Linked DNA regions of Mus musculus: region 2 is linked to region 1. A link is a loop called in an ENCODE intact Hi-C map of the cell type or tissue named here. Cell type or tissue: heart. All regions are shown on one strand. Each heading gives the region's core, and the rest is flanking DNA. Links, peaks and the distances in the headings are about the cores only.

Region 1 (5,979 bases), core at 294-5,293:
GGCTGGAGAGGTGAACTCTGAGTTCAATTTCCAATGACGACATGGTGGCTCACAACGATCTGTAATGGGATACAATGCCCTCTTCTGGTGTGTCTGAAGACAGTGACAGTGTACTCATACTTAAAATAAACCTATCTTAAAAAAAAAATACATCCATATACATCTAATTAATGAGCTAAAAAATCCCATGGGTTCAACTAAAATAAAGCAACAACAACAAAAAGACAAATGTTTATCCTTTATTTATTCACTGGCATCGGATCCCATCACAGATGGCTGTGAGCCACCACGTGGTTGCTGGGAATTGAACCCATGACCTCTAGAAGAGCAGTAGCCAGTGCTCTTAACTACAGAGCCATCTCTCCAGCCCAATTTTCTTCATTTAAAAAATTTTCCAAATTTACTTTTTCTACTTTTCTCCTTATAATAAACCAGCTATCTCTCTCTCTCTCTTTTTTTTGGGGGGGCTTTTTCGAGACAGGGTTTCTCTATATAGCCCTGGCTGTCCTGGAGCTCACTTTGTAGACCAGGCTGGCCTCGAACTCAGAAATCCGCCTGCCTCTGCCTCCCGAGTGTTGGGATTAAAGGCGTGCGCCACCACGCCCGGCTTCCAGCTATCTCTTAAATTGCAACTTTTCACAATTGAATTTGTAGAACAGACATAAGCCTTAAGCCAGAATAATTCTGAACATTTCTGTTTTTTCCAGATAAGGTTTCTGTGTAGTCTTGCCTGTCCTAGAACTAACTATGTAGACCAGGCTGGCCCAGAACTCACAGAGATCCACCTGCCTCTGCCTCCTTAGTGTTAGGGTTAAAGGCGTGTGTGTGCCACCACTGCTGAGCTTAACGTTTCTGCTTTCTAAAGACTGAATTCTTTTTACTGTACACACACACACATATTTAAAAATTTGCTACAAGGGAACAATCTCATATGCTATATTGTATAGATATCTATACTTTCAGTAATTAAGCTTATTATTGGTCAATTACTTTTGAGCTTTTGTGGAAATAAAACCTGATCAGTATTGTGAAGTTAAAATGCTATTAGATTTTCTTCTGAAGTCTGGTTTAAGAAAAAGAATCTAAGAAAAATCAGTTCATACTCGGTGTTCCCTATATAATGTCTTGAGAGCCAAAATTTAAGATCTGGTTATTTTTAATGTCTAGTAGAGACTATTACAATAGTAAGAAGAAACCCTTTCAGCAAATCAAGATAATAAATTAAACAGAACACTCACTTCCCTACTCAGGTTAACTAAGGCTGGTCAAAGGATTCTAGTTCATATACTGTAAATCTCAGCTTTCATAGGTCTAAGCGATGGCTCAGCTGCTCTTGCAGAGGACCAAGTTCGGTTCCCAGCACTCTTACCATCATAACCATCAGCAACTCCAATGTTAGGAAATCTATTGCTCTCTTTTGGTTTCCTTGGGCACTGCAGGCACACAAAGCACATCTATGTAAAGAAAACACTATTCACATATGATAAAAACAAATTCCCACCTTCCAACCCTCCCCTTTTGTGCCAGACCTAGCTAACCGCTGAAACTGTAAGGACATACACACTCATCCAACGAGGTTCCCTGATGACCAACACCATAAAGAAACTAGCTAACTCTGTCATTTCATTTATAAGAATGAACAAAGGCACATTTGCAAACTTTATCTCACAAACACATATTCTAACAGGAAACTGTTCTCTTCTTATTCACTTTATGTGTTTAACAAATACTAATACCACAGTATTTCGAGATCACAAACAATCTTACTTGTATTTAATATTGGACTGTGTAAATAGTAAAAATGCATAACAAACCATGAATCCAATGTAGTTTTTAGAGCAATACTGATAACAAGGTGCCTCTTTTTCACTCAGCAAAATGCTACCTGACAGCAACCGAAAACAAACAAACCCCTAAAAAACAAAAAACCCTACCCTCTTCAAGCATTAAATAGTTATTTACATATATTTGGTATCCCTTGATTTTTCTTGGCACGTCGATGTAAGATGTCTGTAACAGTAGGATAAAGCATTCACAGATACTAGCATCACTGTCAATATTACCAAACAAGAACAAATCAAATCCAGAGACTCTTACCAGGCCAGTCACATCTCTACCAATGAACTACTTTCCCCAGATCCCTTTAACCAAGTAACTAAGGCTTTCAGATGCTGAGCAAGTCTTGAGATAGACTACTTAAAACTTTATGTCCAAAAGTGCAGAATGCAAATGATTACAACAACATCATCGACTTTAAATTTTTCTCTTAAAAGAGACACATATTTTAAACGTTCAAAACCCATTACTGCAACCAGCTCTAACGAGTTCCTTGAGGAATGTGGCGAGGCTGAAATTTTGAAAGTTCATGTTCTGGTGGTGATCAGGAGGAAGTCTCTAGCTTTCCTGATGCTGCAGTCCCCACCCTCCAAAATGATATACCCACCGGTGTGAATTGACAATGCAGTCCAAAGAGCAAGGCAGGGAACGGAGTCCAGATCCTCAAAATGGCAGTACAGGGAATAACCACTAGGCCACCTATCAGTTCAGTACAAAAAGTGCAACCCTGTGCATCACGATGTAAAAGCTGGGGCCTAGGTTTCGTACTGTGCATCTCACACCTATGGAAATAACAACAGGAGTAAAATCTACAGAAATCCACACACCCTAAAAAGGTGGGTGCGCACCGAACCAAGACTGGTGTCAACACTTGCAAAGGCAGTTGGCTACAGACAGTGTACTGCTGAAAGTGGAAGGCAACACAATTTTGCAGTGAACTCTATTAAGTTTGACAATGAAGAACTCAATAGGGACCTGATGTTTACCAACAAAGCCTTGCAAATCCTGACACCCATCTTTCATGGCTGTCAAAATCACCAACCCATAAAACCTCTCAAGAATGACTTTCCACTCGCAAAAGAGTCGGAGAGATTTGGATTGACCTGATCTCCCAAGCCCGTGACTTTCAGGTTTTAAACAACCCCCTTTACCACCTAGCCTAGGAAAGAGATGTCAACACATCAAACCTTAAGGTGAAGGAATTCTTGAGAAAGGGAACCTATGACCCAAGGATGTGCACCAAGGTGACTGATCAGCAATCAAAGTCTGAGGGTGAACAGGTTTGAAAAAGTAAAAAAAGACAACTTTCCAAACGGAGAAGTGGCTTTCTTAAATAAAATCTCTCTAGCCTCACTTAATCCTTCGCCATGTTGCTGTCAGCTCACCCAGTGCAAGTCTTGCTGGACCCATTTTCCCATGGTCTGTAGAAGGCGCTGTTTAGCACATCCTGTTCTAGTTCTGGGGCCCTTCCCCCCTCTGCAGCCTTACCCAGTGCAGGGAATGCGCCCCCTACTGACTCCCACACTCAGTGCCTTTAACCGACTTGGCTGCAGTGCCTTTTGGGTGGGGGCTGGTATTTTCTCCATGACCATAAACCAGAAGCAACAATGCAGATTTATAAAGAAACTGCACAAAGCTATCCAAGAGACACCCCCCGACACACATCCCATTGTGAAGGTTCAAGATACAGGCACAAGAAGCATCAGGGATGGGAACTGGGCGTTTGGGGCTGGACAGCATTAAAATGGCTAACACAGGAAACAGTTTGGTTCTTTTTCCCTCCTAAGCCTTTGTCTGTGAAATGGGGTTATGACAAGAACTGTCCAGAGGACCTGGTGACTGGAAGAACACTGAGAAGACACTTGGGGTGTGTGGCAGGGAGTGAGACTAAAATGAGTATTAGACTTCTTGGAGAGAAGAAGAGAAGCAATCGCGCCTTTTCTAGCAGACAGGCATCCAGGTTGGGGGTAGGGTGGGGAAGGGAGGAGAAGGACAGGCAGCTCAGAGGAAAGAAGAGGCGAATAAGAGGGTGCTCAAAGAACTACTCCCCATTCATTGCATTCGAAAAAAATTCTTTCCGCGGCTTTCTGGATTTCCATTTTCTGACTGCAAAGTTGATCAGAAAGCTCTAAAGAGGGAGTGCTGACCAGGTAGCCCAGATTGAAAGCAGGGCCGGTGAGGGGCTGTGGTGGTTAGGATGGGAGGGAAACTGGCATGTTGTTGGGGAGGCAAAGACTTTCACCCTCTGCCATGCACGCTCCCCGCCCCCCAGGCCTTTCCCCCCTTTCCAAGCCTAGGGTGGGCAGACCTGGCAGAAGGCTGGTTCCGGGGACTGGGGGAGGGCGGGAGGGGATTAGTTCTGAGGACGAGAGAGCGAGCGGGGTTCGGCTGGGGGCGGGGTGGGTGCGGGAAGATGCCACTAGCCGCAAAAGCCCATGGTGGCCGGCCGGCAGCCCCGCGGGGCGGAGAAGGGGATCGGGCTGCAGGAGGGCTGCGGCCGACTGGGGTTCGAGGCGGTGTGTGCACGCCGAGCACAATGACCGCGCCCGGGATCGGCGGCGGGCAGGGCCGCGGGGCTTACCTTGGCTCGGCCTCGAGGCGTGCGCGGGGCCGGCGTGCTCTAGAGCACGGCGGCGGGTGGACGGCGGCACGGCGATGGCGGCGAGGACGCGCCCGGGGCCTCGTCGCGCTCGGGCTCCGGCTCGAGCCGCGGCCGCGGCTGCTGCCGGGGGGCGCGGCGGGCGCAGCAGAGCGGCGGGCGGCGGCGCGGGCAGTGCAGACAAAGGAGGGGCGGAGGGCGGCGGAGGGCGTGGGGCCGCGGCTTCACCGTCGCGGGCGGGCAGGCGGGCGGCGACGGCCGCGCGGCTCCTCGGCGGCGGAGACCGAGAGAGGGAGCTGTGGCTGAGGCGACGCCAAATCCCCCCCGAGCGAGCGCGGCTGGAGGGGGAGGGGGCCAAGATGGCGGCGGGCGGGCGCTCAGCTCATGGGTCCCGGCGGCGGCGGGTAGACCGGACGGGTGGCGGCGGCGGCGGCGGGCGGGGGAGGGGGCTGGTCCCGCGTCTCCCCTCAGCAGACAATACAAGCGCCTCAGAGCAAGTCCCCGAACCTGCCCTAGCCAAAATGGCGGCCGAGAAAGAGCGGAAGTGACGTAAGCGACTCATTAGCATAAGAGGACTCATTGTCCAGCTGGGGGGGGGCGGGGGCCATGGACCCCCTACTCGGCGACCCCCCCCCAAGGGAGAGCTCTTCGGTCCTCGGCTGCGGCGACACCCACTTTCCTTATGGCAGGGTGGCCCCAGCCCCCCCCAGCCTCTCCTGGGTGAGATTATATAATCCCCACTGAGGGGAGCTCTCGCGAGAACGTGGAGGCTTTGCCATTGCCCCACTAGGAGGCGCCGTGGATAATGGCCGCACTGCGCTCCTGGGTGCCTTCCTCTGACCGCAGCGCCGCCGGCGGAGGCAGAAGTAGCGGGCCGCAGCACGCCTCGACAGTCAGTCAGGTGGCTGCACTGGGGATCCCTGCGCGGGCCCATCTGGGCCTGAACTACATCTGGCAGGAGGGCGCCTGGGGCTGCCCAAGGCCCACGTGCTCAGAGTCAGCTCTCCCAAGCTGGAGGCAAAGCCAAGGGTTGAGCCTGCTGCCTCCTGCCTTTAATGAGGTGTGATGCCCTCGTGTTCCTCCCATTTTTTGAGATGACACAGCTCTGAGGCCATGTCAGCTCTTCTAGTGAACTGGTATGGGATAGACAGGGACTCAGCTTTTCACTTCTGCTGTTCCTTGGACTCAAGTCATTCCTTCAAGTCATCAGATGGCCACTTACCATTGACTCAAGGAAAAAAAAAGTGGGATTTGTAGAGTTGAGGCCATTGGATTGTCAATGGCTAAGGATGAAAACGGTCTGGCACTCACCCACAATTCTGGTATGTGACAGCACCTGCACTGTTGGCTTTGTAACTTTGGATCATCCCCAACCAACATACCATGTCAACATCAACAGCCTCGGTCCACTTTAAAGGAACAGTAGTTACCCTACCGTAGATAAGGATGGCTAAAAGCTCTACAAAGTAGCAAGTGCAGTTGTGAAGGATTGGCCACCCCTCCCCCAACATGAGGTCTCTACAAAGTTGCAAATTTTGAAAGAA
Region 2 (5,979 bases), core at 465-5,464, 90 kb before region 1:
GTGCTGGTTCACTTGTAATCCTTCCCTAGAGAGCCCACATTGAACCTCTCCCATCATCTTCAGGGAATCTGTTTCTGCAGCCTCAGCAACAGCCCCTAGCCCAGCGAAGGTCCCAACGCATGCGTGCTTGCTAACCAAGACCCTGCCTGGCAGGTTCACCCGTTACATTGTGACCTGACCAACTCTGCCCTGTCTTGAAAACACCAGCTTGTTCATCCCACTCCCAGCAGGTGAGGCTTTCTGTCTGCCAGACACTCTTGGATGCCATTTATGGGGTGAGCACACGGCACCCCTTCGAAAACTGGTAAGCCACACTGCAGCACTAACTAATGAGGGAAATAAGGCACAGAGAGGTTAGTCAACTCTACCAAGGTCACGTAGGGTAGCTGCGCACCCGGTATGTGAACCTACATAGGTTGAGACTACCTGCTGTGTGGTGACCACCAGAAATAGTTCCCTCCAAAGCTCCCTGCCACGATCAAGAGGAGCTAACTAGGCAGGGTAGTACGTACCATCAGTCCCAATACCGTCAGTCCCAATGCTCAGACAGAGTGACTTAGAGAAACCATGCCTTAAAAACAAAAACAACAGCAAGTGGAGAGAGAGAGAGAGAGAGAGAGAGACCCGGAGCCTGAAGACAGTTGATTTGATGTCAGCTCCTTTTTAAAAGGATAGGAAGAAGCCGGGCGTGGTGGCGCACGCCTTTAATCCCAGCACTCGGGAGGCAGGCAGATTTCTGAGTTCTAGGCCAGCCTAGTCTACAAAGTGAGTTCCAGGACAGCCAAGGCTATACAGAGAAACCCTGTCTCGAAAAACAGAAGAAGAAGAAGAAGAAGAAGAAGAAGAGGAGGAGGAGGAGGAGGAGGAGGGAGGGGGAGGGGGAGGGAGGAGTGGGAGTGGGAGGGGGAGGATGTATTTTGGGTGTGCACATCATGCCACAGCACTAGCGTAGAGGTCAGAGGTCACCTTGCAGGGACCATTTCTCTTGAACTGTGGGTAAGCAGTTCAAGTCCTCAGAGTACCCTATGAGGTCTCACCAGCCTTGATCTCGGGTCTTCCTGGGGCCTCACTGAGCTCAACACAGGAGAGCTATTCATGTTTTGTTCAGAAAAACTATCCATGTGGTATGGGCACGTGCCGGCTCACCCTGTGACCGGCACCCGGTGAGCATGTGTGATAGCCATCAAGGGCCCGGCTGTGTGAATTTGCCTGGAGAGAAACGAATAAATTCCTGTTCACTCCAGACAGGGCACCACCGTCAGCCAGCCAGAGCCGCCATTCTGCCTATGTCCAGCTTAGGCAATGAGTTTACTAGGGTTTCAAGTAGGCACCTAGGCACCCCCAAACCAGCTGCTGAGTCACTAAACTGCCTCAGCCTGGTATGTGGGATACTTTTCTGTTGCTGTGGTAAAACACCATGACCAAAGCCACTTAAGGAAGAGGGAAGGGTTTGCCTTTCTTCCAGAGGGTGGGTCGCAGTGGCCATAGGAGGCCAGAGCTTAGAGATCGAGTCTCAACTGCACACAGGAAACAGGAAGAGCAAACTGGAAGCGGGGTGAGACTGTACCCCTCAAAATCCACGCCAACTGATAAACTTCCTCCAGCAGGGCTGTGCCTCCTAAAGGTTCCATAGCTCCCACCACAGTGCCACCAACTGGAGAACAAAGTGTTCATGAGCCTGTGGGGGAGGGGACCCTTTGGTGATGTCGTCCCTCCTCCCTGTGGCTGCATGGAGCCCTTGCAGTTAACTGCCCATCCTCTATATGATCTTTTCTTTTCTTGTTTCCTTTTCTTTCCCCAAACAAGGTTTCTCTATATACTCCTGACTATCCTGGACTTGCTTTGTAGACAAGGCTAGCCCCAAACTTACAGAAATCCACCTGCCTCTGCCCCCTGAGTGCTGGGTTTAAATGTGTGTGCCACCATTCCTGGCTTCTACACACTCTCACTGATTAGCTATGAAGATGACCACAATGCTCAATCTCTCCAGGCCTGTTTCCACCTCCATTCAATGGAGACATTGCAGGGCTGATGTTCACGCTGGTGTGATGGGAACCCAGCAATCTGGGAATAGTGCCCGGCACACAGTGACACACACTTGGGCCACCAACGTGATGACACTTGCAGAGCCTAGAAGTGCCACAGCTGAGCAAGCCCAGAACCTGGCACAAGGGACTAACTCCAGTGTCATCCAAAACTCAAAGCTAAGGCCACATCCCACAGCAACTAACTCACAGTGTCAGGATTCCACCTGAACAAGGTCTGTAGCCAACAATTCCTGGGAATTACATGATGGAAGGAGAGAATGGACACCCTCCCCACACAAAAATGTCCTGATTTTCACACGTGTACGTACACACACACACTCCTCCCCTCCCCCAACAATACGTAAATCCAATGAAAGTTTAAATACACACATAAAAAAAGAATTTTCACTGTGTTCACAATTTGTGTGTTTCTCCTCTCTTTGAAATAGGATCATATATGTATCAAGGCCTCAAACTTGATATGTACCCTAGAACGTCCTTGAATCTCCGATTCTCCTGCCTCCACCTAAACCGGGGGCATAACTGTCCTGCACCACCGCAGGCAGGGCTTAGGCCTGGATGCTGAAAGGCAGATCGACCACTGTGTGCCATGAGGTGAAGCCCAAAGATGCGGGAATGGAAGGACGTGACCTGGGGCCCAGCTCAGGGTTCCCGGGAGTCTCCACGCTGGGCAGAGGCTGGGCAGGCACCCCCAACTCCCCCCTACACACACCCCACTTATCACCACCCCACCCCCACTCCCATCTCCAGGCCTTGCTGGGGCCCCGCCCCCACCCACAGAGACCTAGTCTAAAACCGGCTGCAGTTCTAAGACAGCTTGGGCGCCAGAGGGAGCTCCAAGGGACTGGACTGGCTTCTTCCCGCAGCTGGTTCAAACTGGTTTGGGCAGGGTGCGGCCTCTGCAGGCTGCATTCCAGGCCTCTGGCTAGCAGCGCATTCCAGGCCTTTCCAGGACCACTTGGGGTAGAACCTGGGGACCATAGCCTTGAGTCCTCTAAGAGGCTAGACCCTGTGCGAATTCAGCTCTTTGTTTAAAATCTTTCCTGCGGCCTTGGGCAGGGTCCTTGGCTTAGGACCTTCACCAGGTGAAGCCCTGAGTGGGGGTGTGTCAAAACCAATTAGTGACTGACTTGGTAGAAAAAGGGCAGGACAGCTCCCCATTTCTCCTGGGTCCCCAGTTCAAAAAGTGGGTTGGGACACGGGATTCCAGAAACACAGTGATTTCTGGCTTCCCAGATCCTTTAGAGTGTGACAACTTCTCCAGAAATTGACAATTTCCCTAAGCCTAGCCCGGGCTAACTTCAAACATACAGGTACCAGGGAATCACCTCAAACCTTGATCCTCCCGCCTCTCCCTCCCAAAAGTACTCTTAAAGTTTGGTTATAACGAACTTCAAAGAAACTGGCCTTCCAGATATCCAAACCTTTAGTGCACTCTCCCCAACTTCCTCTCTCACCCCCAAATTACCACCTTGCTGAATGAAACTTCAATCCAGTTCCCGCCTTTCCTAGGCCTCATGGCCAGGCTACAGCTGAACCAACGCAGTATAGGCAGCGCCTGGTGACCATGGGACACCCTGCCAAGCCTCAGCCCTCGCTCACCTCCCCTAGCCTTTCTTCTGGTTGTCCACCCAGTGGCTTTTGCCACTCAGTGCTGCTGGCCAACCAAGGCCAGCCTGGGCTCTTCCAGCAGTTCCCAGCCCTGGCAGGCTTGCTAGAGGGGGGTGGGGGTGGGGGTGACTCGTGAAAGAACTCAGAACTAGACATGTCATAGCTATGATGGATGAATGGATGGATGGATGGATGGCCATGTGTGGTCTCAGTGGATTCCCTTTCTAAGTGCCTGGTACCCAAGGCACTGCCAAGAATTTCCCAGAAGATGCTGGGCAGAGAGCTGGAGAGTCTGGATGGATGTGGAAAATCAGTCACACTTCCAGAAGTGGGGAGCCAGCAGCCCCAGGGCACGCAAAAGCCAGATGGAGCCAGTTTAGATTGCTCTGGAGGGTTGTCAGATAGAAGATGAACTCACACACACAGCAGGGAAGGATCAGGGTGGTGGGTATTTATTTCCAACCCTAAGACCAGCCCGTTTAAAAATAAACATAATATTTTAAAAGGCATCAGCTAGAAATTCAAAACTAGACTATGGTCTGGTCCTCTCCCCTTTGAGCTTCCCCGTTTGTATTGGAAGGAGGGCCTCCTCCTTGGCCCAGGCACTGCAGAATTTGGGTGAGCCTCCCAGCCTGGGTGTGTCAAATTTATCACCTATTCATTCATATTCATTCTCTCTCTCTCTCTCTCTCTCTCTCTCTCCCTTTGCCCCCCCCCGCACCCCCTGTCTTTCTTTTTGGGAGCCACTAAGTCTAGCCCACTCACTTCACCAGAGTCCCAGAATCCCATCTTTGCCCCACCCTGCCCGTCCCCACAGCTTTCCCAAATATGTTATATTTTTATGTGTGTCACGTTTACTAATTAGTGTGTGTGTACATGTGTGTAGGCCACATGTGCCAGCACAGGTGTATAGAGCTCAGAGGACAACCTCAAGGAGTCAGTTCTCTGCGTCCACTCAAGGGTCATGGGGGGTCTATTTCAGGTCCTCAGACTCGACCTGCAACACCTTTCCTCTCTGAGCCATTTTATTTTGTAGGATGGGGTTGGAGCTTATTTTAAAAGCTGTGAAGACGGACACGCGCGCACACACACACACAAATAACTGTAAAACAAATAAAAATCTGACTTGGAGAGGAAGAGATGAGCTACCTACCCCTCCTCAAGGCTTTCCAAGATCTCCTGTAGCCCAGGGTGGTGTCGAACCTAACCCACTATGTAACTAAGGATAACGACTCTTGATCCTCCTGCTTCTATCTGGGAAGTGCTGTGAGGCACAGCACCCGGTCTGATTAAAAACCTCCCTGTGGGTTTTTAACCTGCAGCCAGAGCTGGTTTACAGCCGCTCTCCTAGGCTGTTGGGGATGCAACGCGAGAGCGCAGCACCCGAGCTTCCCGCGTTGTGGCCGCTGCAGAGCGCGGTGCTGCCACTGGGCGGCGCTGCTCGCTCGGCCGGCGGCCGGCCCAGCGACCGCACCTGCTCCGCCTCCGCCAGGCCGACCTCCGGGCTATGGCACCAGGTCAGGGCAGGGCATCCTTCTGGACGCCGATCAGCTTGAGCCGGTGAGCACTGGGGCACGCGAGTTCGCGCTCTCCCTGACTCCGGAGTCTGAGGCGGAGGTAAGGGCGGTGGGTGCGGAGGGGCAGCGCGGTCTCCAGCTTGGGGATCGTGGCCCTGAACCCGGAGAGACTTCGACTTCACCGCGCCATCAACGGGGGCGGGGACAGGAGGTCGCCTTTCCGGATCCCTGCCCTCCTGGGGCTATCCAGAGATGCTTCTGCCCCAGTGGTAGCCAACCAAGGCCCATCCCCTCCTGGGTCCACCACACCTCCACCCAAGTCCCGTCCCCACCCGGGGCCCATATTCCCCCTCCCAACCCGTTCCCATTCCCACCCATCTCCCTTGGTCTCATACTCACCCTGGTCCCACCCCTACCCAGGGCCGGTATCCCCTTCCCCAGTCTTATCTCCACCCAGATCCCATCCCCACCTGGGACCTCTGGCCATCCCTACTTGGAGCCCAATCTTATCTGGGACCCACCCCACAAGAGTCTCATCTCCATGCAGGGACCCCAGCGTCCCCAGGTTTCCAGTGCACAGGGCTGAGAACGCCCAGAGCTACCACCCTGTGCCACGTAGGGCCATAGAGGGGCCCTGGAGACGCCACCTTGGCGCATAGTCCCTGCAGGGTCTCAGCCCCCTCAGCTCCTCTCGGCTGAGCCAGATGCCTGGAGCGGTGTGTGGGTTCCAGGAAGCCCCGAGGCGGCGGGCAGCTATGGTTGCTAAGAAAAAGAAGAAGAAGAAAAAAAAAATACCGCGTGAG

What was found. Peaks named below come from ENCODE experiments on the same cell type or tissue, not always from the same donor. Only the 100,000 strongest peaks of a DNase experiment are listed, where the experiment ranks them.
Region 2: it touches region 1 in a loop (4-fold over the local background); 33 of 42 quality-filtered maps call a loop at or near these places.

Annotation. Positions count from the first base shown.
Region 1 is chr2:168,202,157-168,208,135 of GRCm38, forward strand. It overlaps Adnp (activity-dependent neuroprotective protein), which reads right to left and starts at 4,956. Exons shown (of 4, transcript NM_009628.3): 1 at 4,418-4,956. The region is part of intron 9 of Gm20716 (predicted gene 20716); the gene reads right to left. In heart, for the core only: CTCF peaks have their summits at 2,525, 3,332 (motif pointing left) and 5,238 (motif pointing right); DNase peaks (open chromatin) are centred at 3,335, 4,235 and 4,355; H3K4me3 peaks cover 3,261 bases; H3K27ac peaks cover 2,050 bases.
Region 2 is chr2:168,112,230-168,118,208 of GRCm38, forward strand. No RefSeq gene overlaps it. Among named protein-coding and RNA genes, the nearest start is that of Gm46787, 30 kb to the right of the region's middle. In heart, for the core only: CTCF peaks have their summits at 2,893 (motif pointing right) and 5,078; a DNase peak (open chromatin) is centred at 2,922; H3K4me3 peaks cover 1,318 bases; H3K27ac peaks cover 3,931 bases.